5 separate regions of the Homo sapiens genome follow, and all the other regions are linked to region 5. A link is an interaction called in ENCODE POLR2A ChIA-PET data of the cell type or tissue named here. Cell type or tissue: MCF 10A. All regions are shown on one strand. Each heading gives the region's core, and the rest is flanking DNA. Links, peaks and the distances in the headings are about the cores only.

What was found. ChIA-PET counts read pairs that join two places held together with the same protein. Peaks named below come from ENCODE experiments on the same cell type or tissue, not always from the same donor. Only the 100,000 strongest peaks of a DNase experiment are listed, where the experiment ranks them.
Region 1: POLR2A ChIA-PET joins it to region 5 with 11 read pairs; 3 of 35 experiments call an interaction of 5 or more read pairs at or near these places.
Region 2: POLR2A ChIA-PET joins it to region 5 with 46 read pairs; 7 of 35 experiments call an interaction of 5 or more read pairs at or near these places.
Region 3: POLR2A ChIA-PET joins it to region 5 with 31 read pairs; 7 of 35 experiments call an interaction of 5 or more read pairs at or near these places.
Region 4: POLR2A ChIA-PET joins it to region 5 with 11 read pairs; 7 of 35 experiments call an interaction of 5 or more read pairs at or near these places.

What each region holds. Positions count from the first base shown.
Region 1 is chrX:45,805,831-45,812,203 of GRCh38, reverse strand. No RefSeq gene overlaps it. Among named protein-coding and RNA genes, the nearest start is that of MIR222HG, 39 kb to the right of the region's middle. RefSeq lists a silencer at 5,281-5,370. In MCF 10A, for the core only: no CTCF peak of the experiment used is centred there; DNase peaks (open chromatin) are centred at 3,443 and 4,423.
Region 2 is chrX:45,747,913-45,754,285 of GRCh38, reverse strand. MIR222HG (miR222/221 cluster host gene) reads left to right here. Exons shown (of 2, transcript NR_170290.1): 2 at 1-6,373. Among named protein-coding and RNA genes, the nearest start is that of MIR222, 4.0 kb to the right of the region's middle. In MCF 10A, for the core only: a CTCF peak has its summit at 4,741 (motif pointing right); a DNase peak (open chromatin) is centred at 3,315.
Region 3 is chrX:45,767,980-45,774,352 of GRCh38, reverse strand. MIR222HG (miR222/221 cluster host gene) reads left to right here and starts at 4,086. Exons shown (of 2, transcript NR_170290.1): 1 at 4,086-4,268; 2 at 4,401-6,373. In MCF 10A, for the core only: no CTCF peak of the experiment used is centred there; DNase peaks (open chromatin) are centred at 3,032 and 4,002.
Region 4 is chrX:45,755,239-45,761,611 of GRCh38, reverse strand. MIR222HG (miR222/221 cluster host gene) reads left to right here. Exons shown (of 2, transcript NR_170290.1): 2 at 1-6,373. Among named protein-coding and RNA genes, the nearest start is that of MIR222, 11 kb to the right of the region's middle. In MCF 10A, for the core only: no CTCF peak of the experiment used is centred there; a DNase peak (open chromatin) is centred at 3,141.
Region 5 is chrX:45,512,182-45,518,554 of GRCh38, reverse strand. The region is part of intron 2 of LINC01204 (long intergenic non-protein coding RNA 1204); the gene reads right to left. Among named protein-coding and RNA genes, the nearest start is that of LINC01204, 10 kb to the right of the region's middle. In MCF 10A, for the core only: a CTCF peak has its summit at 3,193 (motif pointing left); DNase peaks (open chromatin) are centred at 2,834 and 3,164.

The DNA of each region.
Region 1 (6,373 bases), core at 1,143-5,142, 290 kb before region 5:
GGATTACAGGCATAAGCCAACACACCCAGCCAGTTTTTGTTTTTTAAGGTAAGTAATTGTAATGATTATATGCTAAGAATGATTCAGTAGAGAGACAAATATTTATGAGACAGGAGACAGAGAAGCCAGTTGTAGAATTGCTATGTTTCAGGAGGCAAGAAGGATCCTAGCACATGAGTGGGTTGGCCTTAGCTAGGAGTACAGTATATTCACAGGAGAAAAGGTAGAGTATGTGGGCACTTTGGAAGTCATTAGCACTAATGTCAAAGCTGTTCAACTCTCTGACTTGTGGGCATATGGTAGGACTCTTCTTCCTGGCTTCTGATGGCTTGCTGGGATCATGTAACTGGTTGTGGCTGGTGAATTGTGTTAAATGACACGTATTTCTGTGCTATAGCATTTAATTGTCAGTGTAAACATCTTCAAAAGTTATTTTCCTTTATGCCATGGTGACTGGTGATGTTCCAGAATCTGGCTGATTATCAATCAACCTGCATCCCTGAGTAAGGGCAGTGTAGAGCAGATCCCTCAGCTGACCATGATGAACATTTACTGTCTTTTGTCGTTAAGCTCCTGAGGGTTGTAGTGGTTGTTGTTAGAGCATAAGCTGGCCTGTCTTGAGTGATAAAGGCACAGATGTAGCTAGGAGGACAGATGCGATGGGTGGGCGGGGGCGGGGGGGGGCACTTGTGGAAAGTCTGTTCTGACTGTGCCTGGTATTTCAGTGAAACAGGAAGATAAGCCGAGTGTGAGGATAACGAGGAGGCATCAGAGATATGAGGAGAGCCATGTGTATGAAATAGTCATTGGGGAGAATCTGAGAGTAATTGAGCCAGTAAAATGTATCATGATCATCAGAAAGCACTCAGGGCCCATTTGAGTTTGGTGGCCATGAATATAAAGTGAGTAGTTGGTGTGGGGGTATGTTTTTCTCCTATCACTATGGACCGAGTGGGTGCAGACGTGGTGTTGACAAAGAACTGGATTTAAGCAGGGATTTGGTCTTGCCAGGCAAGGATGACAAAGTGAGGTAGTGGAAAGGGAGTTGAAGATACATACAAGGGAGTGATTATTTAGCATATTCTTATTGGACTTTAATCAGCCTCAATCATATTCTTAGGGTAGTTAGCATTGGGGACTGAGAGATATAGTAAAAGTCAAACTGTGTCATGTAGTGGCTGGTTTAAAGTTTTCCAAGCACTTTTGCATGTGTAAGAATATGAGAAAGGGCAGGTGGTAAGTGGGGTTGGCCACAAAACAGTGCAACTCTTCATTTTTTCGGGATAAGGGGAAGGCCTCTTCTACACCCATGTTTATCCTCTGTCCCTTGTGAAGTCCCTGGCATGGTGGCCTCTTCGGTTTCTTTTTTCCCCTCTTTTCTTTTTTTCTCCCGTCTTCTCTTTAAAATATCTCTGCTGGCCATGTGTGGTTTAAGCTTGACCATAGTATTCTTTGTCCTTCATTTTTCTTTGTTCCTTTTTCCTTTGTCTAATTGTGGGGTTTGGCCGTCTCTTGGGCAGGTGGGGAGGGAAGAGATGGTGTGTGGGGTGGGTTACCACAATTCTGAATTAGGTCTCTGGGTTGGACCCATAAAGCCCGTAGTCACCCACCATTATATAAGTGTAAGTTATCCCCGAGATAATCTGCGAATTCTCTAAGTTGTAGTGAGGAAAGTGAAGCCTGAAGTTATGTCATTTACACAATAATGGATAATTGGTATTACCTTCACTTTCCTTGCCTCCCCTCCCTGTTTTTTTCCCTCCTGTAGGGAATGTTGGCTATTAATAGTTGGGATTGTCCCTAATTCTTGTAGTCAGTTTTATGTGCACAGTGTGCCTCTTCCTGGCCACTTAGATCTAAATAATGTCCCAAAGGACACCCAATCAAAGCTTCCCTTCTCTCTTTGCAGCTTCAAGATACAGATGCTGATTCTAATTCTGGAACTGTTTATAGCAGTGTCTTGTATTAGTGTCGGGTCACTAGAAAGCTAGAGGGGCCAGGTCATTCTAAGAGTTGTTAAATGTGTTTCTTGTGTTCCTTTATTTAGACAGGGACGGGAGAGGGCTGGTTTGAGGAGGCCCTGCTGTCTGCTTTGGTGTTGAGTTTGAACCTCTGGTCTGAGGATCCCAGGTACTCTGTTCACATCACCATGTGGCACACCCAGCCTGATTTGAGAGGGGGAAGAAGTTTACGGGGTTGGGTGGGGGGTGTACATGACTGCACAGTACCAGAAAGAAGCAGTTCATTCATGTCAGCCCTGCCACTTGTGCATCAGGGCTGTTGTCAGGAGCCTGGTGCTGCTCAGGGGGTGGGAACAGGCTTTGGCCATCGGGAGCAGTTGTCTCTGGCCCCTAGGAGTCCTCACCCAGGGCTTCTGTCTTTCTTGATGGAAGATTTTTGATGCTTTTTTTTTTTTTTGAGACCAGGGTTTTGCCTCGTTCCCCAGGCTGTAGTGCAGTGGTACCATCATATGTCTCACTGTAGCCTCGATCTCCTGGGCTCAAGTGATCCTCCCTTCTTGGCCTTCTGAGTAGCTAGGACCCCAGGCGCATGCCACCATGCCTGACTAAATTTTTTAAAAAGTTTTTTGTAGAGACGGGGAGTCTCAGTTTGTTGCCCTGGCTGGTCTTGAACTCCTAGTCTCAAGCGATCTTCCTGCCTTGGCCTCCCAAAGTGTTGGGATTACAGGCGTGAGCCACCATGCCCGGCCTGATACTTTTTGTTAAAACAGGAACACACTCCCGAGAGGACAAGAGCTTCAACTTCCCTGAACAAGTACCATGTAGAGTCATTTAGTAGCAGCTCCTATGACTAGATTTGGAGAAGATGGGTGATGAAGTATGAGCAAGGAGGGGGCCTTTGGATGAGGAGGGATGAGAAGGGCAGGGCCAGGCCTTGCACACTTCATAGTTAAGGCCTCTCTTTTGCTCAACAGCATGTGAATTTGGGAGACTTTGCTGATTATAGCTTGGGACACAGATTATTGCTTGAACCATGACGTTGCAGTTCAGTTCTGTTCTCTCTCCTTTATTTCTCAGACCCCTGCCAGAATGTGCCTGGGTATGTACCTACCGCAGCCTTTCTTAGGCCAGTATGTGCACTGAAGGCTTGCCCTGGACAAAGCCTCACAGGGTTGCTTCTCCTTGGTTTTTCATCTCCTGTACCTCTAAGATGGTACTCTGTGTCAGTGATAGTGGCATTAGGTACAAATTAATTGAGACGGGGGCAGAAGTAAGAAAAATCATGGCATGCCTTATGGCGTTCAGAAACTAACCTTTACTCTGTGTGTGTGTGTGTGTGTGTGTGTGTGTGTGTGTGTGTGTGTTTTCAATAGATTACAGTTTGTGGAGGAGTATGCAAATCATACAGAAACTATGCAAATATATTTCCTATCTTGTTCATGTTTTCACATACCTCACTAATGCCTCTGGTGAAATGCAAAAGGAGAATGTTCTGAATCATAGATCCCAAAAGCTAAGGAGTCATGAGCTATTGGGAAATTCAGTTATATAGTACTTGTTTTTTAATCTCCATAGCCAAGTTACAGAAATGTTCATCAGATTTCTGTTATAGGGGAAATAGTCTTCAGCATTCCAATTCTTTCCCTTACATTATAATTCTTACAGTGGAAAGTTGAAATCACGAGCTTTAGAACTGTGCAGTTTCCTTTGAGTTTAGCTTTTCTGAACGGAAGGCTGTGTGAATAAGTTTGCCTTGCCACTTTGCTCTTTCAACTTAAGAGTTATTGTTTCTACAAATGTTGTCTCCTTAGAGAAACGTCTACGTTTCAGAGGAACGGATGATGGATTAGTGTTTACAGTAATGAGAGAGTAAAGAGAGGTTTGGTAGAGGGGGAACCGGTGCGGGAACCATTCAAAAAGTAGCCGTAGCTAGTAATGCTTGTATACTCCCTCTACGCATGAATGATTCATTTTGCCGCTTTGTTATAATAGCCACAGTGTTCAGTCTCTAAGGCTGTCTTGTGATATATCCTTCTTTTGCTAAAAGGCTACATATCAGCAGCCTCGTTTGATTTAGAAGCCGATTCAGCATACCACACATACCATTTGAGAAGAATGCCAGGACCCTTCCTGCTATGAAAATGTCATGCATGCTTAAAATGACAAGGTTTGGCTCAAGCAATGGTTTCAAGTGCTTCTTAATTATCCTTTTTGAATCTTCAAAGCAATTTAATTTTAGGGTTTTCATTTTCAGTTAAGATATAAGTCACCCAAATATTTGCTTTATTTTTAAATATCAAAATGCTGACTTGGCGATTTAGAGTATCCAAAATGTAGCATGAAGGTGGTACCTTTTAAACTGTGGCAAAAAACATATCATAAAATTTCCCACCTTAAGCATTTTTAAGTGTACAGTATAGTAGTGTTAATATATTCACAGTGTTGCGCAACAGATCTCTGGAACTTTTTCATCTTGCAAAACCGAAAGTATATTGAACAACTCCCCATTTTCCTCTCCCCTGCAGCCCCTGACAACCACCATTGTACTTTCTGTTAAGAGTTTGAATACTTTAGATACCCCATATAAAGGGAATCATGCAGCAGTTGTCTTTCTGTGTCTGGCTTATTTCATGTAACTTTATGTCCAACAGGTTCATCCATGTTATAGCAGATGACAAGATTTCCTTATTTTTAAGGCCGAATAGTATTCCATTATGTACATATACCACATTTTGTTTACCCATTCATCTGTGAAGGCAGTTTGTCTTTTTGTAAAGAGTGGTCTCACGAAAGCTTTTCTTGGGAGGTAAAACAACCAAACCACAGAGAACATAGAGAAATTAAATCTGAGACATGTACGCTAAGAAATGGAATTTTTGTTTGTGATATTTAATATCAGACTTTCATACTTGCAAAACGTGGAATTTCCTCCACTGAAATTCTAGTACAAGCAATTTAGGTTTGCACTCCTTCAAAATCCAAAACCCTCCTCCTCATATACCCCATCTGGCTCTCTCTTAGTATTACAGTCTCTGAGACTGTCCCTTAGGGGTACAGACTAAGGCACGTGCTCAAGTGTTCACTGGAGAGCTTGATAAAGTTGGCATTTTCTCCTAAAGTTGTCTGTGCTTCCATAGAATGTCTAGAGGGAAGAGATAAGGGGAAAAGGGGGTGGGGCGAGAAAGGAGCTGTCGGAGCCGTGAAAGGATGGATGACCTATGAGATCATTAAGGTTAGTTAATGGGTTTTCCCATTGGACTTTGTGGGTTTTTCTCACAGATCAGCTTCTATATGGATTCCAGCTCCACTCAGAGTTGAAGCAGCAGTTCTGGCTAAAGCAAAACCACACCAGCAATACGCTCTGTGGTCTGGCTTTAGTCTAAGAAGTGCTGCCAGAGAACCCGAAGACAAAGATTTGACTTGAAAGAACACGTGGTTGGGGTAGAATCTGATAGGGAGAATCTGAAATGCGTAGTGTTACTTTCACTTTTTCTCAACTTTGTTTTTTCCTGAGAGCAAAATGATGAGACAGCTGGAGAGGCCAGATTTTGAGAGTGGCTGGGGTCCTTGTCCTCAAAGATGCTGCAGTGTTAGTGATTGCCTGTCTTTGGCAGGTACAAGCTGTGAGAATGAGCCTTTTTCTCCTCCCCGTCCCTTAGGATTCCTGGATAAGGGTGAGAAGCAACCCAGGGTGGGAGCTTCTCTTTAACTTTTCCTGTAGTTGGCTAGGGCCCGTCTGTGAGCTGGGATGTGGTGTAGAGTGTGTGGTCTCCACTACAGCACTAAAAATGTCTCTATCTTGCCCGGAGTTAAGGGGAGTCAGGGAATGCTTTGCCTTTCTCTGCTTCTTTGATGTCCTCCGGAAAGCAAGACAGTGTGCAGCTGACTGGCTGGAGAGGAGAAAAGCTTCAGAAAAAGATTTTTTTTTCTTTTTTCCCCCAGAAAAGCTTCAGAAAAAGCTGACAGACAAGTCTGAAGTGCCTGGGGAAGTACTTGCGTTCTGTAGAATGTGGCTTCCTTGTGGCCCCAGGCCCCAGACCCTCGGACGCACTTGAGTTGAGTATGGGATGCAGAGGGAGGACCAGGTGCACCATTTTACAGCAGTGACAGCTGGTCCTGTCCTTTACACTACAGAATGCTGGGGAGGAGTTGCACGCTTAAGCCCTGCCAACTGTCAGGGCAGTCAGCTGTTTCTCAGGTGTGTGTCAGGTGAGGGCCTTGGCAAATCTTTTCCCCAAAGTGAGGGATCCCTTTGGAAGGCAGGTGGAAGCCAAGGACTCCTTGCTTTGTTGAGGCCAATTTGGAGACATGGAGAAATACTTTAAAGAGACTTTTGACAATCCCTATTTTTGTGTGTATACGACTTCAAAAAATAAGTTTTTCCTCCTATTTTTTATGAACATCTTCAAGTC
Region 2 (6,373 bases), core at 1,495-5,494, 240 kb before region 5:
GGATCATTCCTGGCTTGTCACATCTACGTGGGACATTTAGACTATCCACGGGCTGGATACCTTAGGAAAGTTCCTTCTGGCTCTGGGACTCACTGCTCTTTCAGCATTGCCAATTTACATCTAGTGTGTTCTTGTTAGAAGTGGAAGGCTCCTCTTCATTTTTGAGCTCCTTGCGCCCTGTCATTTTCTCTGTATGAGAGGGTTTTGCTATTCCTTTTTGAGTGAAAACGACTCCCATAGCATATTGCCATTCACACTCCACCAGGTCTCCCCTTCACACACACACACACACACACACACACACACACACACACACACACCATTCTCTTGTCCTCCCTGAGCCAGTCCTTTCAAGGTTATATCATCCTTTAGTGCCAAGTACCTCCCCTGACCTCTTTCTTCACTCATAGAAAGAGGAACCAGATTTCCCCTGTGTGACTGCCATCAATACAAACAGCAGTTTTGTTTCTGTTATTTCCCCTTTCAACCTAGTGATAAAGTTTGCTGCTGCTGCTCTCCCCACCCCGCACAGGAAGAAAGACTTCCTTCCTTCATCTCTTGACTTTGCCCAGGCCTATGAATAATCTTCGCTTTGTCATGGACTCCGGATGCTCACCTTTTCTAACATTTTTTTTAAACCTCCAAGAGTTACTCCTCAGCCTCCTTCCCTTCCCCACCTTCTGGTTTTCCCTACCTGGTAAACTTCTTATTCTACCTAGTTAATAATAGTGGGCGCCCATGAAGCTCTTGCCTCATTGATGAGTATCTGGGCATTGGGCTTCCCTATGTCCATTTTCTCTTCTGGTGTATTGACTGACGTCTCTCTCCCTGGCTCTTTTCTCACTTGCGGTGGTGCTCCCTCTTCAATATCCTGCTTCCTTTTTACATTCCAGACTGTCATGTTGTAGACCATCTCCAATTGTAAGCTGAGTGCTTGATATTTTGCCATTTTCCTCTTTGTTAGTGTTTTGAATCCTAATTTTTAATCTGATTTTTAATTATATTGATGTTGTTTTTCTAGATACTTATATTTTGCTCTATAGAACTGTCCATACGTTGTCAAAAAACCTTCCACTGTCAGCACAAATACAGTCCAGCATCAACCAATAAGGAGAGAAGAAGGGGTAGAAGGATGCTGTTGTGCTATTATCAAGGCTTTGCATGGTCCTTGGGGTGTACCGAGTTATTTCCTCCAAAACAGTTGAGGTTTCCTTACAACCTGTTGAAGAACTGATCACACGTCCACTGTGTGGCAGCCACTCTGGGAGCAAATACTGGACTTGTAGGTTAGGTCTTTATACTGTAGTCTTTCTTCGTAGTTTGAAAATATCTATTTCCCCTCTTTCCCTTCGTTTAACACATTTTAGAACATTCTTTCTTTAAAAATCTTAATTAGCGTTTCCATTTTCTCTTTGTTACACAAGTAGAATCCATGTTTTCATCCTGTTCCTCTTTGCTGAAGTGTGTGTGTGTGTGTGTGTGTGTGTGTGTGTGTGTGTGTTTTGTACCTGATAGGTCATCAAATAGCATCTGCGGGAAATACATTTAGCCCTTCATCATTTAAAAATCATTTTTATTAGTCTTTCCGAATCTTCACACTTCTTCTGCTAACTATCTTCCTTTCTCTTCCATTGTGGTGTGAGCTATTTATATAAGCCACTTAATTTTAAAAGTCCACATACTGTCATAGAACTCATAATAATTGATACCTAATGTGGTTGAGCTTCTGATAACCATCATAAGCAAAAGAAACTGTATATATGGATGTTCTCTTTCTGGTCTTCCCTCATTACCTGTTCATTTGTCTTAGTTTTATCATTTTACTGGAGTAGATTTTATTTCCCTGAGGACCCTTCTGTGCTACAAACCTGTGATGGTACACAAACACACTCTAAGACAGTGCTTTCACTAGTCCATACTTCTGTTAAAAGGAACATACACTCTTTTACAAATAGCATGATCTTATAAGCACCCACAAATCTTACAGAAAGCTACCATAAAACTAAGAGAGAAAGCAAGAAATGTTTAAAGGATGAAGAAATACAAGAGTTTCCCTGAATGGAGATAGTCTTCCACTGTGTGTGTGTGTGTGTTTGTGTTTGTTGTTTTTTGAAATGTATCAGTATAGGTGTCAGGCATTTTACTGTCTATTCACTCACATTTCTTTATTTGACAAATATTTACTAAAAGGTGACTATGATCTAGTGTACTATGCTGGTACCTGGGGAATCTCAAAATTATGGGACTGATTCTTACCCTCAAAGAGCACATATTCTCACAGGGAGACACATTTCTAAACAAATTGAAGAGCAATGTGTCTTGTGTTTCTGGCTGAGACCACAGACTCAGTGATCTGGGAACCAGCCCCCAGTAGTATGCAGCTAACTTTCCAGAGGAATCCAGGAAGGTCCCTTAGCATCCTATAAGAGAGCTGGGCCTTGCAGGGAGGGAAGTGCTTGTCAGGCAGTGTTCAGAAGCCGAATTTTGCTCCTCCATCAGTCCATCTGAGGAGAGGGAAACTTGATGGGAAGATTCAAGGAAGACGACACAAAGAATTTTGTACCATAAGAACATTGTATGACAAAAGAAGTTCTGTACAGTGCCAAAAGCAGAGGCTTGGTAGAGATCTGATTATAAATGAAGGTTGCAATGGTAGACATGTGCGATGTTGATGCCTTTAGAAAATAGCACAAGGCTTAAAAATGAGACCAAATCCACAGAAAGGCCTCGGTAATAGTATAGAGTAGTAATGGGTTAATTGTCACTAAATAAGTCTCTAAGTCATGAATTCTTGAGAGAACTGACTGGTTTTTCTGCTATTCACAAGCTCAGAGAAGTTACTTTATTTTGACGTCCTTCTTTTGTTTTTACTTATCATTGATGGAATGCAAATTATTTTCCTCTTTCTTTTATTTAAAAACGACAAGAATTCCTCACCATCGTTGCACACTGCTGACATTGTATGTAGAGAATGCCTTAGGGTTTTCTTCCAGAGTGTGGGGAGAGGGACAAAGAGAGATATATATGTACATGGATTTAGGGCAATTAATTTCTGAAACTTGTCCATAAAAAGACTGTTTGTTACTTAGGTTAAAACTATCCTTTTCCTCTGAGTGTTTGCAATGAGTAAAATGCTTCATGTTTTCATCTATTGATTGTTTAAAAAATGTTGTTTTTCGTTGAGAAGGATTAAAGGCATGCACCTAATTGTTAAATATTAGTTTTTAAAAAACTAGTCTGAGTCTGTCTTTATGGGCTCTGAGTGGTTTCACCTTTAGAAGCTTGTTTTAGGATCTTGTGCCAACCAGTCCCTTCTGAGGCCTGTTCAGACTAGAATTATCTGGCAGGGGCAATGTCTTTTAAAAAAATGTCTTCAGCAGGAACGTCCCAGAGAATGTTCACCTCAGTCTTCAAGTTGGCTTGCGGAGCAATTTACTAAATAGAGAGATGTGAGAATCAAGTGACCATCAGCTGGTATAAATGTTTTTGGTCAGTGTAGTCACAGGATCTCAGGTATGCAAGAGCTGGACGGGTTTCAACCACGTGCCCGGTTATGGTGATACCCTGGCTCAGTTGCTCTAACATAACATAACACAGAAGGAATCCAAGTTCATAAGAACATACTTTAATTAGACACCTGTATTTAAAAGGCTGATTTCTCCTCTAGCATAATTTCACCCTGTGGCGCACTGTGTATACATGGGTGCATTTCTTCCCTGGCCTACAGTTAGAGTTAATTGGACTTTTTGTTCTTAACGGTGTGGGAGGCAGCTTTTTTTAAAAAAAAAAACAGCTTTATTGAAGTATAATTGATAAAGAACTGCACATATTTCATGTGGAAAATTTCATGAGTTTGGATATATGCAAACACCTGTGATACCATCACCATAATCAAGGTAATGGATGTATTCAACATCTCTCAAAGTTTCATTGTATCCCTTTGGTTTTGTGTCTGTGTTTGTGTATATGTTAAGAATCACTTAACATGAGATATACACTGTGGGTGGCAGTTTTTGTTCACTTCTAAAGTAAACTCTGACTTCATTAGAATAGTGGACTGGCTTATGCTCTGTCAAATCCCTAAACATGATTGTGATAGAATTTGACTCTATTCCTATTTAGTTACAGAAAACTACTGGTGCATGAACAAAAATATGTGAAATATCATGGATGGGGTTTAGGGGGACATGTGGGGCCAGACTTTGTGAGGTTATAGAAAATCATGGAACTGGAAAGCATCTGGAAGTTCTTTTACTCAAAGAAGCATAGATTCTTTCACATTTGTGTTAAAAACAGTGAATTAGACAATTTTGACTTGGTAAAGTTAGCATTCTGGCAATGCTGTGAAATCGTTCATCTCTCTTCATTTACTTCCACATATAGTCCCTAGGGTCAAAATTTCTTTCTAAAAATGATAATTTCTAAAGTCAGAGATGCTTTTTGGGGGCAAAATAGAATTGTCCAGGTAATCAGTTTAAAAGACAGAGTAATTCTACTCTTCCTTCAGTAGAATGACGCACGAAGCAGCATTTCTTTCATTTCCAGTAGAACTTTGATGCGAATGTGACTTTTATCTCTCTCAGTGTAGCTTTAAACATCAATGGGTTTCTTTACTTCTTGGTTTGGTGTATAGGTTGCCCCTGTTCTAACCGTGTGGAGTGTAAGCTCTTCAAATTCTAGGTTAACATTTCAAGAAATGGTCTTTATCCCAGTTCAAAGCAGGCCTTCCAACAGCAGGTGGCAGGCTTAACTTTTAATAGTCTTTCCCTCCCTTTAAACTCTTTCTCATACCTCAAATAAATGGTCTTTAGCCAGAATGTATGGGAGTTTTTGTTTATTATTATTTTTGTTTTGTTTGTTTGCAGTGTGACTAGGACTTGAGCAGAAGTACCTTGGTTACAGTCCTATCACTCACCCTTGGGGCTTAGTTGTCATCTTAATTGTTAGATAACAGAATTATATAACTCAACATTTCTAGTTTGAACCTATTTCTTTTCTTTTCCTTTTATTTTTAAACTGAAAATGCATTATTGGTTAATATTCTATGGTGTTATATATTCTACATATTCTATTCTTTGTGTTTTTAATAAACTTAAAACTGTATAGTATTGTTTAGTGGTTGACACTAATTTACAGAATAACCTTTAATAAAATTTTATTTACAGATTTTCCTATTTGTATTACCTAGATTAAATTTAAAACAAGGGGCAAAAGACCACCTTAACTTTAGTACTAAGATGTGGAGAATAGATACCTTTGAGAATTAAAAATTTACCTTTTCTCATCTAAATGTAAAGATTTATAAAAGATAATCTTTTGTATTTTGGCATTGAAAGTGACCACACTAAACCCTTGCCTCACTTTAATTGTTAGTCTTATTCATAAAAGTAGAGTTATGAACAGTTAGTTTTAGTGGTTTATGAAATGTAAGTTTGTGTGTTCTACAAATGCTTTATTTTACATTGAGGGTAAGACTTAGCCAAACCTATATAAACGGTCTTTTCCCCCACTTCAGTATGTATGCTCTGGTTTGTAGGCAGTGCCAAAATATACTTCATAGATGGGATTGGCCTTAACTTATTTAAAGAGAAAAAAAAGCAAGCAATCAAAAAAACCCCTGCTTCACCTTGTAAATTCCACCCTTATCCTCCCCCACCAAGAGCTAACCACACTGGTGAAGCACTATTACTATAATTTGGCAAGTGAGTTGCCTCTTAAAATTAGACATCTGTGATTAAATAGTTAAATCATTCCCTAGATATGTATATATTTAGAGCTCCCAGAAAGCTGGTTATCTTTTCTTATAGCTAACACATTTTTAAAAAGCCACTTTTCTCTTGGTGATAAATATGTGTGTGTCATACTGTGGTATAGCTGCATGTCCGATCAAATGGTACTAGTTTCCAATTGACAGTAGCTTTATTAAATCTTTTCTAAGTGATAGCTGAAGCATTTTAAATTCACAGCAAAGGATTCTAAGACGTGTACTTGGAGAAAAGTTGCATAGTCATTTACCTTCTAGAATAATCCTAAAAGTAGGAAACAATAATTGGCCATGTGGTCATGTGCTAATAAAAGAACACCTTGTCCAAGATACCAGGCTTTTTCCTGTTTCAGTGCTTTTTGTTCTGACTCTTGCCTCTCCCTGTGGTGTCCTTTCCCACCCCAGGTATGTACATGATTCTTCTCCTCCTACTTCAGGAATCCACTCAAATGCCAGGCCCTCAGTGAGGCTTTTCCTAGCCACCTTATCGAAAATAGCATTCCTCTTAACTGTTTCATTACTCTATGAAATGACCGTCCATATCTATGGAGGTTTTTTTCAGTCTTTTTCTACCCTTTCCTTAAATCTTAGACTTAAACTTCCGTGAGT
Region 3 (6,373 bases), core at 830-4,829, 260 kb before region 5:
GCTTCCCAAAGTGTTGGGATTATAGGCGTGAGCCACTGCACTCGGCCACAAGATTGTTTTTTGTTTCTCTCCTGAGGAACTGTAAGGTTAGTACTGAAGGTGACAGCTCACCCTTAGAGAGCTGATGGTGGTAGCAGACATATTGAGGCAGCAGTCTCTGTTCCTTGCTTGTATTTTTTCGCTTATTCCCATTCTTCAGATGAAGTGAAAGCCTTAGAGAAATGAAGGGACTCTTCTATGTCCCCACAGGTAATAGCCTCAGAGACAGTATTACAACCCAGGCTGTTTGTCTTTACCCTGACTTGTAACTTTGGTTTCTGGGAGCCTGACACAGTTGGATCGTTTGGTATTTTAGAACTTACCCAAGACAGGAGTGGCGGTGGACAGGAAGCTCCATGCTGGAGCTCCAAACCAGCCTTGAACTGAACTGTTGAATCAGGTCTGTGTGCATCTTCAAACTGGGCTGCGACATGGAGGGGAACAGAATGGAGCCTTCCCCCATCACTCATTTGTAATCCCAACCACCCTCTCTTCATTTTGCTGGCTTTTCCCCCATTATGTTACCATCTGTCTCCAAAACATTGCCTGGGTAAAGACAAACTGGAGCAGTTGCTCGCCCTCAAACAAAACACAGAACTACTTCTCCTCACTCCCATTCCCCCCCACACTAGTGCCGAGCACCATATTTGAGGAATTCCATATTTATAAAGCTTGCCTGCACCTCGATGATGTCTGCTTGCTGTCCTTTTTATTATTCTTCAAATATGTTATGTGCTGACTGGAAACGATTAGCTTTTGTTACTGAGGGGTTTGTGGGATGCTTGAAACAGCTTCATATAGTTCTCAGATGGAAATGCATGCTGTTTGCTCCTTTAAGAAATGCAATTTCTTAATGAAAGACAGCATAGAGGAGAATGCATACTGAGGTTCCCCACCCAACTCTCTGGGTTTCTCCTAGGGTAGTTGTGGTAGGGTTTTATGTCACGGCCCTGTGGAGCGAATAAACAGTGGATCTTGGGTATTTTTTTCTGAGTCTGTACCCATCTCTTCATGCCTCTGACTAGGGGCCCTTGTTAATGTCAAGGGCAGTGCTCTGTCCCCAACAGAGCTGTAGTGTTGCCCCCAGTCTCTGACCCACTCACCTTCTTTCCTGGCTGATGACACTTCCAATGTCCTGACACATCTGGGCAAAGTGGAATTGGAGTTCTTAAATGCCCTCTCTGGCTGGCCCCAGCTCGATTCTGCACTGGCCTTAGCAGGCTCCAGGAAGTTTGGAGAGGAAAGACCCAAACAGATCTCAGATGTAAAACTGGATGAGTATTTCAACTGCTGAAACTTTAGGAGGAAAATATGGATGGGCTACGTGTTTGTCAACATTAGTAAAATAGTTACTAGTGATTCTTTTTTTAAAAAGTTATGGAATCATATTTTTCTCATTCAGAAGTGTTACTTAGGGAATGACTGAAATGTGTATGACTCCAGAGTTCTCTGTCAGACACTGTTCTCAGCACTTAACATAGAATCATTTTTTAATCCAGGTGCCACAGCTAGGAACAGCAGAACCAGAAGTCAAATCCCAGCAAGTCTGACTCCAGAAGCTAGACTCCTCAGAGATGTCATAGGTCCTTTTAGATGCCAGAGTTTTAGATGTTCCATTTTATTCACATTCTATTTTCATAGCCTGTGTTTATTTCCACTGAAAGCCATATAATTATAGACTTTATGTTCTGTATCTTAGCAAGGTAACTGTCTTTAAGCCAATAAAACTTAATACATTACTACTGAAGTATGAATAAGTTTTAATAACTGAGAAATACATACACATGGTTAAAGTAGAATTCAAAAGTGTAATTTGGAAGTGCTCTCGAAATAGTTTCGTGTGATTTTAATTTCTGAAAATTAATTCTGTATGTAAATTGAATGTAGTGTTTATTCCAGTAAAACCCTGCAGGAAGTCTTTTTATAAAGTGAATAATCAACTCCTGAATTAACTGTTATACATGGTTTCAGTGTGTATACCTTTTCTGTGCTCTCATCTACCAATCTGAAAATTAGACATCTGAACATTTTTCTGTGTTTCAAATGTTGGATGTATTTCCTGTATTGTAATAAAACTAGTTATCCATCAAGGCATAATCAACAATAAATGCCAAGCCTTAGTCAGAGCAGTTGCTGACTTTGCTGAAGGTTAAAGGAAGTATGCTGAAAAGAGATAACTGTAGTTAAATTGCTCAGCCCAAGCCTTCCAGATTTTTCATGTGGGGAATTGCCCTTCTTATTACTGTATTCTTCCTGTCTACATAATACCTGGGAACAATTTACTCCATGTAATGCCACTCCCATCTTGGTAGTGAAGTTTTTACTGAAGAGGAAGACTACTAGGGCATGTCAGTATATTTAATTGGAATTTTCACTGGTGGTTTTCAAGTTTTTATTTCACAGCTTTTAGGCAGGTCGAGACTAAAGGACTGTACAGATTTTTTGGTGATGTGATTGTATTACGTGTGTGCTGTGTGTGACTAGCTCAGCTTAGAGTGTGAATTGCAGTAAATGCAAAAGTGAAAGCTGCAACATGGCTCTCATGCTCCCAACCACTTCCTGAAGAACCCGCCGCGCGGGCCCCAGACTTAGAGACTTGAATCTTCAGGATGGAAGGAGTCCAAGTCCCTCATGGTAAAGACCTCAAGTAAACCTAAATGTAGAAAACCTGTTTGCTACTCTTGTGTGAATTAAAACGTTTGGTTGCCTCCATTGTAAAAATTTCAGTGCACAGTTCTGAAATTTAAAATATTAGGGAACAGAGCCAGAGCGTTGCCATACCTTAAAAATAATCTTGCATCTCTCCTGTTTACATGATTCAATTCTTGAAACCAGTTGGAATGTGCGTCCTGATCTCTAAATGTACAAGTTATTTAAAAAAAATGTGAGCTTGTCAGCTTAGCTACAGCCACCAGTCTAATAAAACTGAGTCACATCCAAATGGGCTGCACTTAAACTACCCTCCCATTCTAGGGAAAACGTGGCTGGAGGAGGCAGTCTGAGTCATCACCTGGTTTGTTTGACATACACTTCCTTCCATAAATTGGGAATGGCAAGCGGCACAGTGTTCTGGGCTTGCCTGGGAGAAGGAGCTGTTGCAGTCTTGCACGATCAAAATAGGGCCTTTAGGTTTGAAGGATGAGGTTGAGCCCATATTTTGACTCCAAATGTCGGGGGAGGGGAGAAGAAGTCGACAGATCCAAACAAGGAACATTTGTAAGTACCATTTTTGGAGGTCGGAGCAATGGTAGGGGTGTTCGCAGTTGAATTTCTTCCTAAACATAAAAGGTGTTTAAGAGACAAATTGGGGGCATTCAAATAAAAATAAATGGGTATCTAGTTCACAAAGTGGGCTCGTTTACTTAACAAGAGTGTCCTTGATGTGTACAGTTTAAAATGATTGAGAGAGAGATGATTTGTTAGTTACCATACGAATCTGTTCTGGCAATGTTTAATTTCACTTAATTTATTTAACTATTTTAAAAGAAATGTATTTCACTTAGGAATCTTTTCATGGCCAATTTGAATCTCCTTCAGGGGTATTTTGAGGGGATGGGAAGAGAGGCTCATGTGTCTCGCACATTTTCTTACAGCGGTTTTGCAGAGGCTCACTGGAGCTTTTTAAAATAAAAAAGTTTAGAATGTAAAATTATTGGAGACTATAGAGGAAGGGGAAGGAGGAGTAGATTTATAGCTGAAGTGGGTTTGTAAACTCAGCGTCTGCTTTGGGATTATTTTTTAATATGTGCCAGACATTCTTCTGATTTTCATCCTGGCTTGGTTGTGGCTCTTTCTCTGTCTGTGTGAGGCTGGGGTGTTCCCTGTTTTAAAGCCGTAGTTGTCGCAGCCTGGGCGTTTTCTGTTTCGGCTTATGGCTTTTTTTCTCTTTTCCTGAATGAGTGTCCTTTGTGTAACCCCAGTAATTCAGAAATCCTGCAGTCATAGGGACTGCCCTATCATGTGACTTAGGTACTAGGTGCTGGCTGCGATTGGTCAGCAGCTAATTGGCGGGTCCCTATAAGAGGTCTTGGGTCGGGCGTCCGGCCACTCTCCTGCCTGGGCTGCTGCTCAACGGGGGCTGGGGGTGTGTGGGGCGGGGGTGGTCTGTCCAGTGATTCAGCCACATGTGATAGATGACCAAGTGACTGCTTTCTTGGAGTCCGCACACCAGTGGAAGACTCTCAAAGTGGTTGTGACCGACTTGATCAAACTCTAGGCTTCCTGAACTGGTAACTGTCACTTTAATATAGGTTACTGATTAAACTCAGAAAAATGCAGCTTAAAATCTTTGCCAGGAACTTGTGTGGACTTATTCCCTGTTCCCCCCCCCACCCCCCTTGTTCTGATTTGTTTTGTCACAGGAATGAAATGCAGATAACTCTTTAGAAAACTTTTGTAGGAAAAGCGCCTCGTGTGATCTGGAACAAAGACGTTTTATAATCAGATTTATCAAGCTGCGAAGAGGGAGTTTTAGTGAACGGAAGCAGCAGCATTCTGTCACCAGGAAATACTCCTTTATCCAGAATTGGTAAGTGAAAAGTGGCATTGCTCCCTAATAGATATCATATGCGTGTGTGGGAATTGAAAAATTGTTCACAGACCCCTAACAACTGTGTTGAACAGAGAACACATAAACAGTGAGGAGTTCTAAAAAAGAGCAGCACGAGAATACCGCATAAAGACTGAGAAGAAGCCAGGTAATTAACAAAAATGAGCTGAGTGCTATCAGTTTAGCTAAACATATGTAATACAGCTAGATTTGGTTGTTTTATTTTTTCTTGTTAGTGGAGGAGAAACATAAAATCAGAATGGGCTGTTTAGTAGAATTGCGACATTAACTTTCCATGGATGTAGATTTCCATTTAGTCTGAATAGCATGTATGAAATTTGAAGGGATGCTTTCAGAATTAGTCTACTTGCCCTCCTTTCCTTTCCTCTGCATTAAGATGTCAAGTATTTAGTTAGAACCTTACAAGATGAAAGTTGTACAAAATGAAAGTTCAAGTAATGCGTCGGAAACACCTCTCCTGATTGGGAAGGGTAGATTACAATGGCAATAGATTTTTGTTTTTTGTTTCTTACATTTGTGTCACGAATTTTAAGTTTGTTCTATTGGATTACATTAGTACAGCAAAAGGGGGGTTATTTCTATCTATATGGTTCATGACATTTTGAGAGGTCGTGATTAGTAGTTCTTACTGGTTTCGTATGCGTGTTCCTGCCTGTTGAATTCAGTTTTCTAATCTTGAATCTGAGCTGCCTTTATGTTAAAGGGTTCTAGAAAAAGACAATAAAGCTTTGAATACCCGTGTTATATACAACAGGTTCCTGTTCATGATGTATAAGGTAACGCAATTTTATTTTAGGCATGAATGTCTAATTTCTTGATTTGGCTTCTTAAGAATATACTGAAAAGGTTGAATAGAATAAGAAAAAGAACATTAGAAAAGAATGGTGGGTGACTGCCTGATTTTACTAGTTTCTTATTGGTCAATAGAAGTAATCATGTGATGTCTACTTATAGAAGCAAATGGAAAAAATTTTTCTTCTTTAACTGCTAACAAGTATATAGGCAATTTTAGCAATCTTCATTTATTAATTTGAATATATAATTATAACTGTTATTAACAGAATAAGTTTTGGGTAATATAGGAAATAATAATTATTTCTTTCTTTTTAAGCCAAATTGGAAGTTGAATCTACTTTTGGTTCCTGTTCTGTTACTTTCAAAATCTTAAAATCCTTAACTCAAAAGGGAAAATGTATAATAAAACAGGATAGCAGTGCTGAAATTTCTCTCTCTTAGCAGTGGAGTGGGATGAGGGTGGGGGAGGGAGATGAATCTAGTGAGATATATTAATTGTTTTTTCCCCCTCTTGTATACTTGGATAACTTTTGAGATCAGTTTTCTCAGACTAGCAGCTCTCAAGACTTTTGCATAAGTATTTATTCTTAAAGAAATAGAAAGACAAGATAAGCACGGCTCTTAAGGGCAGGTCCTCCAATAAGTCAGGAAACGGGTGATCCAAACTTGTGAACATGACAAGTCAATTTGACTTAATTAAGGAATGGCATTAGTTTTCTTGAAGCACATGAATTTATAGGTTTTTAGAGTCTTGAAGACAGAAAAATGGCAACAAAGCATTAAGGTATTTACAGATAATTTATATTCAACTGCTAGCTTATGTTTTCAACTCTGTATTTCATGTAAGTAAATACTTGGGGAGAACATGATGATTTAATAATCTGGATAAATACTGCCGTGCCTGTTGGAAAAAAGCCTCTAATTTTTAGGTTTTCCTCATCCATTTAAAATCCATTGTTTTGAATGACA
Region 4 (6,373 bases), core at 1,084-5,083, 240 kb before region 5:
CCTCAATCAAATTTATTATGACTTTTTGAAAATATCTCTAAGTAAATATATAGAAAATGAGGAATGAACATAGGGGAGGGCTTTTGGAATTTATACTACTATTCTTTCAAAAAATATTACTCGTCTCCATGTTGCAGTTAGGAATACGCTTCCTTAAGACAGAGTCATTATCTTTACTTGTTATTTAAATCTTGATATCACCTCCTATAGTTTTTGAAAGACATCACTCTTCAAGTTGTCTTCAATGGCACAAACTATACCTGTGCATTTTCTGAAACAAGTTTGACCATACCAGCAAAGGCAATGAAAATGCTTTGTCTTTCAGCATGAAATGTGAAGTCTACATTATTAGTGGGTATATATGGCCCAAGGGAAGAAAATGTTGAAGTAGATTTAAAAACAAAAACAAAATCACTCACACTCTAAAAGAATGTCTCAGTATTTCAAGGCTCTTCTCTCTCTCTGTGTTAAAACCAATAAGGAGGCCTCAGGACAAGTTAGGTTGATAATGACAGTGAATATCTACCTTTCTCCCCATTCCGTTTGACATCCATACTCCAAAAGACCTTCCCTTATTTGCTATGCATGGGTAGCAGGGAGATTATAGAGAAACTGTTCTTTTTCCTGCTTTCTTTTTTTACTGCTGGGGGAGTGATCACTTTCCTACAGCTCTTGTCCACCTGGCCCTTGAGGCGTTTGGAGTTTTGGTAAGGTGTTAACAAAAATTGTCTCAGGTGCCAACTAAATTTCATAAGCTTATAGCAGCACAACAGACTAAGACACCACATGGGAAATGTACATTTTACAAAAATATATTATACATCTACCATGTCTACCATGTGCCTTAGAGAGTTCTGGGTCTGGTAATACAGCAGTGAATAAAGTCCCCGCTCACATGGAGCGGGTAGGCTGATGGTGATGGAACTCATAAGTATACGGCAGGTGTTAGTAAACACTGCGGAGAAAAATAAAGCTGTGTCAGAGAGAGAGTACCTGGGGATCAGGGGTAGAGCGACGTTAACCAGGGCTAATAGGAAGGCCTCTTTGATGTTATTAGGCCAGTGAGGAATCAGCTGTGGGAGTGTCTGGAGGAAGAGGATTCCAGGCAGAGAAAATAAAAAAGTAACTGCAGTAGAGACGGGAGCAGGCTTTGTGTGTCCAAGAGACACATCATGGCAGATCAGGTAGGACTCTGTTGGCCACAGTAAGAAGCTGTTTGGAAGGTAGGAAATGATAACTAGAGAGAGTGAAGATGGTATTCTGAGAGTCTATGTGATTTATTGTAGGGATCCCGGAGAGTCGAGCCCCTTGTGCCTCATAACTGGAGTGTTTACAAGCCGTGTAAGGCCTTCTTGCAGTAAAATGCTACTTTTGTAATTTAAATTATTATGCTATGAAAACCTTAGCAAAGATAGATAAAGTTGAACTATTTGAAGCACAATTACAGCTAAAAAGCGCAAAGTGGGCAATTCTTCCTATCACATCTACTCCTCAGAGAGATGTGGGGTACCTGAATGTCTAACTGTGGAATGTTTTGATTTGATTTAAATTTGCCAAAAACTCATCTTCCATAAGGCATATCTTTGCTGATTTTTGCACTCAGTAACAAGCAGTTTAGAATTTTGAACTGAAGGGATTTTAAATCCATGTTTAAAGTGCTTTCATTTTAAAATAATTCTTAGTTTTATGTTCAGTCAGATGATAAGCTCCTTTTTAAAATTCTGTATGAAAACTTACTGTTTGGTACAGGTTAAGAAGTCTTGTTATACAGTACTTATTTTATTGGAGGTACAAAGAGAGTGTGGAAAAATAAAGGCAATTGGCCAGGTGGGAAGGGTAAAATTGTTTTATGTACCTTTTCTCTTGTAAAGTTGTGTTAAAAACATTTTTGTAATTTCTTAAAGGTAGAGTTGATTGCCATAATTTGATTGCAGCCCCCTGTCATTACTTCACTATTATACTCGGATACTAAATGCCCCTTACTAAATCTAAGGAAATGGGCAAGTTCTGTCATCTGGGAGTTTACATGTTAAGAGACATTGCACGGGTGAGAACAGACATAAAATGTATATGTAATTATATCGACAACATACAGGGCTTAGAAAGGGGCTTGATAGCCTTTTATAGGTGTCGTCCAGGTTTATCTTACTTGAAATACTGCCTGAGACTCTATACCTAATTCTTATCACATAGCCTTTCTATTAGTCAATGATAGATTTGGGTTGGGTTAACCCTCATATTCTTTTAGCAAGGGACCCACCTGCAGAAAAGAGTTATTATTGGTTTTGTCATTTATAGTTTAGTTCAACAAGACCGGATTTCCTCACCGCCTTTGGCTGAAACTGACTGACTAAATCAGTTTCACTTGTGGGGTAGAGAAATGAGTAATTTGGGAACATAGAGTGTTGTGTGGAGGAGAGCTTAGTTTGCTCCTCTTCATCCTCCCCTTAGGTAAGAAGTCTGCATTGAGAGAGGGAGAAAGATTTGGGACATCATGGGGAAACTGACCCCCTTGGGTGAGACACATTGGGAATTAAGAGAAAGATGTAAAAATGGACCAGGAGAGGATGTACAGAAGCCCCAGGGGAGCCAGAGAATTTCTGGTCCTAAGCTCAAGTGTCAGCCTCAGTTCTGCCTAGCATCTTGGACATGCTGTCCCTGCTGGCTTATCTCCTGTAAGACAAGGGGCATACTCCTGACTTACTGAGCATCCCATCTCAGAGGAGCTGGGAGTACAAGGAATTCAGGAATGGACTTTCAAGACAACATCTAACCCGAGTCTTCTGCAGACATTTCTCTACTGAATCTACTTTCTAAGTGTAGATTAGTGTCTAAGAGATAGACATTAAGTTTCTTTTTCTACCAGCCTCTGACCCCCTTGCTTTGAGGAAAACACATGTGTTGTCCACGAAGTGGTGAGTTCTGTTTGGTCCTTCCTCTAAGATTGGTCCGGGGCTTGAGCCGTTTTGCCCCATGTGCTCTGGGATTTCCCCCGGTTGTCCCCCCATATAAGTAGACAACTTGCTGTCTGTGTTCTAAGACCTTCATATTTTTCCCTTTGACTTGAGTCTGTTCTGGAACAATTGTGTGGTGGCTGGGCACTGCAAAATGAGTCAGTTCCTGCAGTTTGGTTACAAGTTCTCAAAAAGTATTTCAGAATGTGGATGTGGTCAGCAGAGTCATTTTCCAGACATCTAAAAGGAAACCCACATCAACTGTAACAATTGAGCTACGAACCGATGGCTCTACACAACCGAATGGGGCCTGCTTTTCCTCAAAGCCTGTAGGTGCCCTCAAATCTAGCATTCTCTATGGATCGGAAAGGAGAATTCATCTTCATGCTTGTAGATCACATTTTATCTGTTACTGTTGACATAAAAAAATGCGATAGAGGTTTTGGCCTTCATCACCTTTTGAATGTGGGCACAAATTTGACATAAGAAATAATTAGTAAAATGGAATCTATGGGATTAGAGTATAATTAGTGCAAAGTGTGAAATGTGGCTTAGGGATAGATGCTTGGGTAATTGAACTAATGCACGAAGGAGAGGTTAAGATGGTTTGGGTACCGATAGAGTACATCGAAATATGCTTATTTGGTTTACTAATAGTCTGAACCTGTGCAGACTTAGCAGCAATACTGATAAAATATCATTAAATCCTTTTCAAGCTTTAAAAGAAGTTCAGATTTGTCATAACATTTGGAGAATATTTTCGCTCCACACAAGTTTTGGAAAATAATCTTTGTGAATTTTTTTATCCTCTTGGGTATCATGAATTGTAAAATTTTGTTGCAGTTCTCAGTTACCAGTCTTGCTCCACTCATTAAAACTGATGGCATTTTCAATAATAAGAAAACAAAATTTAAAAATGGGTAAACGATTTGAACAGACACTTCACCACAGAAGATACGCAAATGGCAGATAAGCACAAGAAAAAATCTTTTCAATGTCATTAGTGAAACACAAGTCAAAACCACAGTGAGGTACTGCTACACACCTATCTGAATGGCTAAAATTTAAGAAGCCAGCCATGCCAACTGTTGGTAAGGATGTGTAGGATTTAGAACTCTCATGTAAAATGATACAAACATGTCAAACATACACCTATCATATGATTCAGCTGTTTCACTCCCAGAGAAAAGAAAGCATGTGCTCACCTGAAGACTCGTACGTGAATATGCATAGTAGTTTTATTAGTAATAGCTAAAAGCTGGAAACAATCCTAATGTCTATCAACAGGTAAATGGATAAACAAATTGTGGTGTATCTGTATGATGGATACTACTCAATAATAAGAAGGAATGAACTATTGATACCTTCAATAACATGGATGACCCTAACCCATGAGAGTCATATCATATGATTCCATGTATACAGAATTCTGGAAAATGTGAAAGCAGATCAGTGGTTACCTGGGGTAGGGGAGATGGGGGTGGCAAGAAAGGGGTTACAAAAAGGCCCGAGAAAACTTCCGGGCTGGTGGATAATTTCTGTCTTGTGTTGATGGTTTCATGGGTGTATATATGTCAAAACTTATCAAATTATACAATTTGAATATGTGCAGTTTATCGTATGTCAGTTATTCCTTAATTCTTAAAAAAAACTTAAAATAAGAAATCATTGTTATAGTAGATGGAAGGCTTTAAAATGCCCTTATTTGGCAAAATCAGCATTTCTTGGGGGGAGGGGGGAACCTGATAGAGTTTTAATGGTTTGAGGACAGAAATACGACCTTCTAGTACAGATGAGAAACCAAAGTTAAACAGTGAACATAATAAATGGGATCTCTTTAGTCCCTTTTGTTTACAAAGCATTTGAACAAGTGGTTCAGGAAGTATCTTTTCCAGCATGGTGGTTCCAGCTGCCTGCCCGACTTCTAAGCATTAGCACTTAAACAAACTTACTGTAGCAGTCTACCGTGCAATGTGGCTAAGACATCCAAAGTTGCTGTGTTCAGATTGCAAAGATAAGACATGAAAATCCCCACTTTCAGATTCTATCATTGTTGGAGAAATAAATCTCTCATATTTACACAGTGCATGAAAATTTATGTATTTCCAGCTGTATTGAGGTATAATTGACAAATAAATTGTATATATTCACAGTGTGCAATATGATGTTTTGGTATATGTATACATTGTGAAAGGATTACCACAATCAAGCTAATTAGCGTATGTATCACCTCACATAGTTATCTTTTGTGGTGAGAACGTTTTAAGATTTTTCTCTCTTAGCAAATTTCAGGTATATGATGTAGAATTATTAACTATAAAGTATTTTCATAAACCTCATCCTGTGAAATCCTTTCAATGGTCCTATTACAGGTAGGATCAGTATTATCCTCGTTTGCTTTGGCAGCAAACTGAGACCCAGAGAAGCCAAGCTACTTGGCCAGGAATACAGAGCCCCCATCTTCTTGCTCAGAAATCACCATTCTAACTACTACACTTTGCTTCTTCCTCAAACTATTGTCATTGAGTGTTTGGCTAAGACTCTTCACTCACCAATTTGTCAGGTAGTTATTAGAGTTCCTTTTTAAAAATATGAGATGTTCAAGATGATAATTCCCTCTAATCCTCTGTTTCCCCGTTTCTAAATGGGTAATAACACAGCCACCAGCTTCCCAAGTTTGTGACCCTTACACGTGGAAGAGTCATGAAAAGTGGGCAACTCTGTGTACCCAGTGGGTGTTGATGTTACTGTGTGACTGCCCTCTTTGTTCCTGGGTTACTGATCACACAGTACTGAGTGGCTTTGCAAACCCAACAGGGAGACATAGCAGTTTAGTTAACATTAGTTGCCCTATAGCTTCCTTCAGAATTGGAAAGTTGCACAATAAGAAATCCTATGTACTGGATTATTTTAAATTCTTCTTTAAAGGACACTAAACCATCATTAGTTGGGTCCCAGAGACTCACCAAACAGAGCTTAGAGGCAGATACCATTGAGGTTTACTTAGCTAACAAGATTGACCCATGTCTGGCATCCTCCTTTTCTCCTTGGTTGTGTTGCCTGTACATCTCTCCTCCTTATTCTTCATCATTTTCGATGGCCTTCTCTCTTCACTAGCCCTCTAACACACTTTAGAAAATGTTTTGTTTTTTTTTTAAATAACTATTTGATGTATTGGCAAAATGAGCAGTTTTCCTGAGAGTTCTCTGTCTGTCCCGACTGGCACTTCTTTTTTTTTTTTTTTTTTTTCTTTTTTCATATATTGATTTCTTTTAAATTAAATTAAATTTTTTAAAATTTCTGTTGGTTTTGGGGGAACAGGTGGTGTTTGGTTACATGAGTAAGTTTTTCAGTGGTGATTTGTGAGATTTGGGTGTACCCATCACCCGAGCAGTATACACTGTACCCAATTTTTAGTT
Region 5 (6,373 bases), core at 1,301-5,300:
AAAGTTGTAGAATGTGGATAATTACGGAATCTGGGTAAGGGATATTCTATTTACTTTATGTGTTTGAATTTTTTCTTTAAAAACGTTTAAATAAAAAATCATAAGTTAAGGAATTAACATTAATCGGGAAAAATATATGCTTCCTTATTTATCTTTTAAAATGAGAAAGAGAAGCAAGACTAAGTATTGTTTAGAAATTTGGCTATCAGTGTCTGCCAAAGCAATAGAACTGAGAAAAACTTGTAAAAACAAAAGATAAGGACAGACATAGTGGATATGACTACTTTTTAGGTCACTTTTTCCCTAGGTTTTTCAGGAATTGCTTATTAATGTAGTCTACAAGTATTTTTATTAGTGCCTGCCACGTGTTGGCATTGTTCAAAATGCTTGGGATATATCAGGAAATAAAATAAAGATCCTTGCCCTTTCCTAAATTTTTTTCTATATGTATTACCTAATTTCAATAACAGATTTTATACATACTTCAGTTTACAAGCCTAGTTATCTAATTTTTAAAATTTAAAACTGTCTTCTGTTTTCATAGTTTAGGATCACAAGATTTTACAGCTGAAAGGAAGTTTAGATTTCATAAAGTACAACTCCTAATTTTCTTATAATTCACAATAATATTTTGCCTTTGTAAAATCCTTTATAATTTATGATATGTCTTCTTGAGACCTGGAGAGGATAAGTGACTTGCCAGGTTTATACTACCTGTTAGTAGCTGAACAAAGACCTTCCAATTTGTGTTTTGGTACCCTTTCTGCTACACCAAACTTTGCTTGTTTCAATGTAACGGTTGTGGTTGACTGGAAAGATTTTAACCTAAAAATGCTACCATTTATACATCCTAGGTCTGTTCCTCTTGACTCCCTTGCTCTCTGTGCCCCTTCTTCTCCCTCTCTCATTGGCTGTAACCCGATCCTACAAATGACTAATATGTGTCTTTCTCTTTGGCACTAACATTCTTGCATGCTGCCATTCCTTAACCATTGTTCAGCTAGGCTCTCCTAATACAGAACCTTTAATCTTTTTTGATAACATTCTCTCTTCATTACTCTAAATAACTTGTCAGGACCTTTTTTTTTCATCTTCCAGTTACCTACATGTTTCAGATGGCTAGGTACTCAACATAAACAAAGAATGGAGGCCCCACGGCTGACAAGTGTACTGCTGTATTTAATTACTTCCAGGTTCTCTGCTACTCCTTAGCTTCATAGAGTATGCCCCCATCTCATGCAGCACCAAAGAGCATTTTTTAAATTCACTGTGTTATATATACTCACGAGTTTCTGTTCATCATACCACTAGAGTCTAAGGTCTCCTAGAAAATATTTGAGGTTCAAGCCACAACAAAAGTGCTTCCAACTACTAAGTTTTAACATAATCTGCTAATCAGTTACTGTTTAGCCACTTGATCTCTCTCTCACTGTCTCTCTCTCTCTCGTGTGTGTGTGTGTGTGTGTGTGTGTGTGTGTGTGTAAAGTGTCACAGTGTTTAGGTTATCTATGTTTTGGGGAAAACGTCATAGTGGCTTAAAATAATTTACAGATGCTTCTTGACTTACCATGGGGCTACATCTGGATAAACCCATTATAAGTTGAAAATGTACTTTTGACTTGTAATATTTTAAACTTATGATGGGTTTATTCAGACTTAGCCCCAAGATAAGTCAAAGAGCATACTGAATGTGAATGATTGTGTCCCATCTTAAAGTTGAAAAATCATGAGTCAAACCACCATAAGTCAGGGACCGTCTGTATTATTATCTGTCATGGTTGTATGGGTTGACTGGGCTCAGCTAGGTAGTTCTTGGGTTCTCTCAGGTGGTTGCAGTAGATGGCGGCTGGAGTCATCAGAAGACTCAACTAGGCTGGATGTTGAAGATGGCTTCTTTAGTCACATCTTGTTCAACAGCCTGAAACACCTAGGGGCTTGCCAGGAATTTCTCTCTCCATGCAGTCTCTTCATGTGACATGTGGCTCCCTCAAAACATAGAGGTCTCAGGGTAGTCAGACTTCCTACATGGCAGTGGGTTTCCTCCAGAGCACGTGTTCCAAGAGACCCAGGTGAAAGCTCAAAGACTTCTTTTGACTTCAAAAGGAGGATACTACACAAAGGGGTAAATATTGGGAGGTGCAGTTCATTGGTGGGGGGTGGAGATGAGGGAGAAATCTTCGGTGACTAGCTATCAGATGAAGGAAAGTAGAATCTGCAGCTAAAAATCAAGTTATCTGTTAGTCCACCTGACTGGCAGGGCTCTATTTTTAAAACAAGTACAATTGCCTGTAATACAGCCTTTATTTTTTGGTGTAGCAGATCTGGAGTTTCTTTTAATTAAACAAAAGAGAAAAAGAAAAACTTTGAACGTAAATGACTTGTATCTCTTTAAACTGTATTTAATCTCTTATTTATTAGAGCATATGACAGCTCTGTTGATGGCTGGAGGCAGACCTGCAAACATTCTGGGGCTGACAAGCCAAAACAGGTGAGCCCATCTTCTGTGATTCACCTTGGTAGAAATGATTACTACCCAGCTCCGGGCCGGCAGACCACCTGCTCCCTTTCACCCACACAGGCTTCCCCACAGCCTGAAATATACCCTGTATCCTTTCAGAGATGGTGGATTGAACATGTGTGGAGAGACATCCAAACGCATTTTTTTTTTTCCAATGAGAGACATTTTGTGAAGTTTTGGCAGCATGCTGGCTGGCAAAGTAATCTGGCTGGCACACTCCTCCTGCATGGAGTTATGGCACTGCCACCTCTACTCTGGAGAGTTTCGAAATTTCATTTTGCACACCCTGTAAGATGTGAGTCACTCGGCTCGCAAAGGAGGATGAGGAGGAGGCGGCCATCTGCTAGTCATGAGCAGATGACAAATACCCTGCACTGCGAATTTCCATCCTCGTTTCACAATATTTAAGTAAACACATTTTGTAACCATTTTTCCCAGAGTTCCTTAGTGCTTAAGATGGATTTTTTTTTTTCAATAAACAATATATAAAAGCTGCTTTCTCTCCTCCAAACAACTGTATTAGCAAAGTGACATGAAGGCAACCATCACAAAGTGCTGTCTGTTGAATGACCAGAGCAAAAAGTATACTCATCTGAATTGAATGATTAAACCTCATGCAATTTCAGACCGATCCAGCTAAATTACCAGGTCCATGAGAGGCCGCTCCATCATGCACAGCTCCATGGTGACCTCTACTGTCTGCCTGCAAGAATCCCCAAACTATCTTCCATCAAAAACAAAGTTTCCAAATAATATCTATTTAACATTTCTTTGTGCTATGTTATGGGAAGGAAGGAAATTGAAGAAAGAAAAGATAGATGCTCTCCTCTTAAATTACGAGAGGCACGTTACATTCATAAAATAACTGGGAACTAATGCACGATCTAATTTTGTGTTCGCTTCAAGCTGTGCAACATGGCTTAATGCAGAATTTATTCATTCCTTCACCAATTTGATCTGAAGAAGCCAACAACAAAAAAATAGCCAAATAGAAATAGAAAATTAATATCAGGGAGAAAATTGACTGCATATGTGCAAACCAAAAAGGTCAAAGGAGCTTCAAATATGGCTCTGGGCATCCTAAAAGGCAGACGAAGAAGAAAAAAGTAGGATGTGTTGCCTAGACCTTGCTATCATGAAGAAGAAAGACTATCATTCCTTAAGTAGATATTTTTTCTTGGTATTAAATTTTGAATGAAATTCCTATGGGATATTTTGTGCCATATTCCAGGTGGCACAAGGGCTAGCATGCTCCTTAGAATTTGTACTGCTGCTGTAGAACTAGCAGGGCTGTTTCTTTTAACTTTGATGAGAAAAAAGTATATGCCATTGAGGAAGGAAATAAAATACATCCCTGCCGACAACCAGAGAGAGTGAGAAATGGTCCTGCTGGCAGCCAGACCATGATGTTCTCAACTAACATAAACAGTGCTGGGACAAGACCATTCCATGATCATATTTGGAACAAGATAAAGATAAAGCCACCCAGTAATCACAAAAATAACTAAACGTTCTCCTTCTCTGAATAACATGAGTGACTGCTGTTCCCTTACCTGTGACAGCTCCAGCCTTATTTGTTCTGTATAAAAACTATTGAGATGCCCAAACACAAAATTGCCCCTGCTTCTTGAGAGCGTCCAATCCATAATTGGTCCCTGCTTCCTAATTCCTCCTGAGAATCTTTTGGAGTAAGCCTAATCCCAATGAGGGGCCCCTGCCTGCTCCCTCTTTCCAAGGGCCTTAGGATTCCTCTGTATTCTCTCTTTTGTGGCAACTAGCTCAACAAACCTAATGTTTCTTAATACGATGTGTTTCTAGATGTCTTTCCTTGCTGGTCTTTCATAGTATGAAGCACCACACAGTGAAGGCGATTCTGAAAGGGATTAATATGGACCATTCAGTATGTCTATTCTCTGTCTCATTCCAGGACAGAGTACAGTGTGCTTAGTGGAAGAAAGAAATGGCTTTTCCCTTAGACACTGTAATTTTTAGTTTCTGGTCCAGATCCTTTTATTCCTTATATTTTTTTTCTATGAACTCCTCTCCCAGCTTCAGCGTCCTTTGGCTTCTAACAGCCCACACCAAACCTGGAGCCATCCCTCAGATACGGAGAACTGGAAATGCCTGGGAGTTTACATTCACCACCACCCCTTACCTTCAGGCTTTTGGCTGGTAACTGACTGGAATAGGAAAGCCAACACCCTCCAAGTTGAGTTAATTGAGTGTATAATGTACCCTGTTGAGCTCTCCTGCAGGATCAAGCTGAAGCTGAGACTTGCTTAGCTTCTTTCTCACCCCTGTCTTACTTCCCCCACTGCCTTACTGATCTCCCCTGGGGGCACGTTCTTAATAAATCATTGGCACAGAATTATTACTGCAAGCTCTACTTCTGCAGAACACAACCTATGATGCTCATCTAGCCATCACTGTATCCCTACAAAGTAGAAATCATATCATAATCTTTCAGATGAAGACAGAAAGGCTCAGAGAGATTGAAAGACCAGCCCAAGGTCACACAGTTGGTAAACAGTGGACTAGACCTAAAATCCTCACCTAGTGCCCCCATTTTTTACTATGCTTCATTGCCTGTCCTTTGGGGCCTGGCATCTGGCCTTATCTTCTGTCTGTGGGCCCTCAGAGGGAAGGTTCTGATGCCTGGGGAAGAAAGCAAGGACCCAAATGTCCTCTGCCAAGCATCTGATGCATAATGGAATGTTTATGCTGCCATCTGGGGCATGGTTTTCCTGTCCGCAGCATTCAGGCAAGGATTTATTGCCACTCCATTCTCCCTGATCGCTGAACAGATTGCCCCCTGTTGCTTGTGGCATGTAACTCCCCCTCTTCCAATCTACTGCCTCTCTCAGACTTCATGAGACAAACATAAAAGTCATGGCCTCAGGAGAATGCTTGATTTCTGTCCAGTCTGTCACACAGAAGCGTCATTGTTAAGTCCTGGGTGGCTCTTCCCACCTGTCATCCCAGAAAAATGGAGTCATCCCTGAGAACACTCCCATGCACAGTGACATTCATTATGAGGCTACCTTTTCAAATTAAGTTTGGCATTTGAAACGAATACTACTTACTACTCCCAAACCACTCACTGCTGAGGTGACTTTCCATCATGAACTTCCTCTCATCTCCACAGACAGTGCTTAAGAGAAGGGTGAGGGAACTTCAGCATCTGCCTCTCACATTCCATTGTCAGCCTCACTCAGGAGGGCCAGTCATTGGTGAAGGTGAGAGGTGGGAGGCAGGAAGGTTCACAGAATCTCAAGACTGGGGGGATCTTTAACCACAACTAAATTCTATCGTGATGCAGAAGCAGGCATCCTTTCAGCAGCAGACTAACCATGCAGAGTTGCTGCATGGGCTATGACTGAGCACCTTCACAGGCAATGAAGCCTGCTAGTAAGCTACACAGAGAGATTGTTCCCTACCTGTGCCAAGTCCCCGTCACTGACCATGGGGTCAAGCCTGAAGAAACTGGAAAGAAACAATGTATAATCAGGGAGACCAGGGAGAATGGAGTGGCGCACACTAGACAGAATGGGTTGAAAAACGTAAATGAAGGTGGGATGCATTTCACTTCCCTGATCCTTAATCTTAACCACCACATTTTTTTTTCTGAAAGTGTTTCCTTAAAATTTAAGTAGTACCTGGATTCACTTCACTTATTTAGCTTTATTACGTAAAGACAGCTTACATAAGAATAATTAATCTTTTTTTTTCCTAGTGAGTACCTGTGTTTTTTGGTTTTGTTTTGGTTTTTGGTTTTTTTTTTTTTTTTTTTTTTTACTTTAAGTTCTGGGATACATGTGCAGAACGTGCAGGTTTGTTACATAGGTATACATGTGC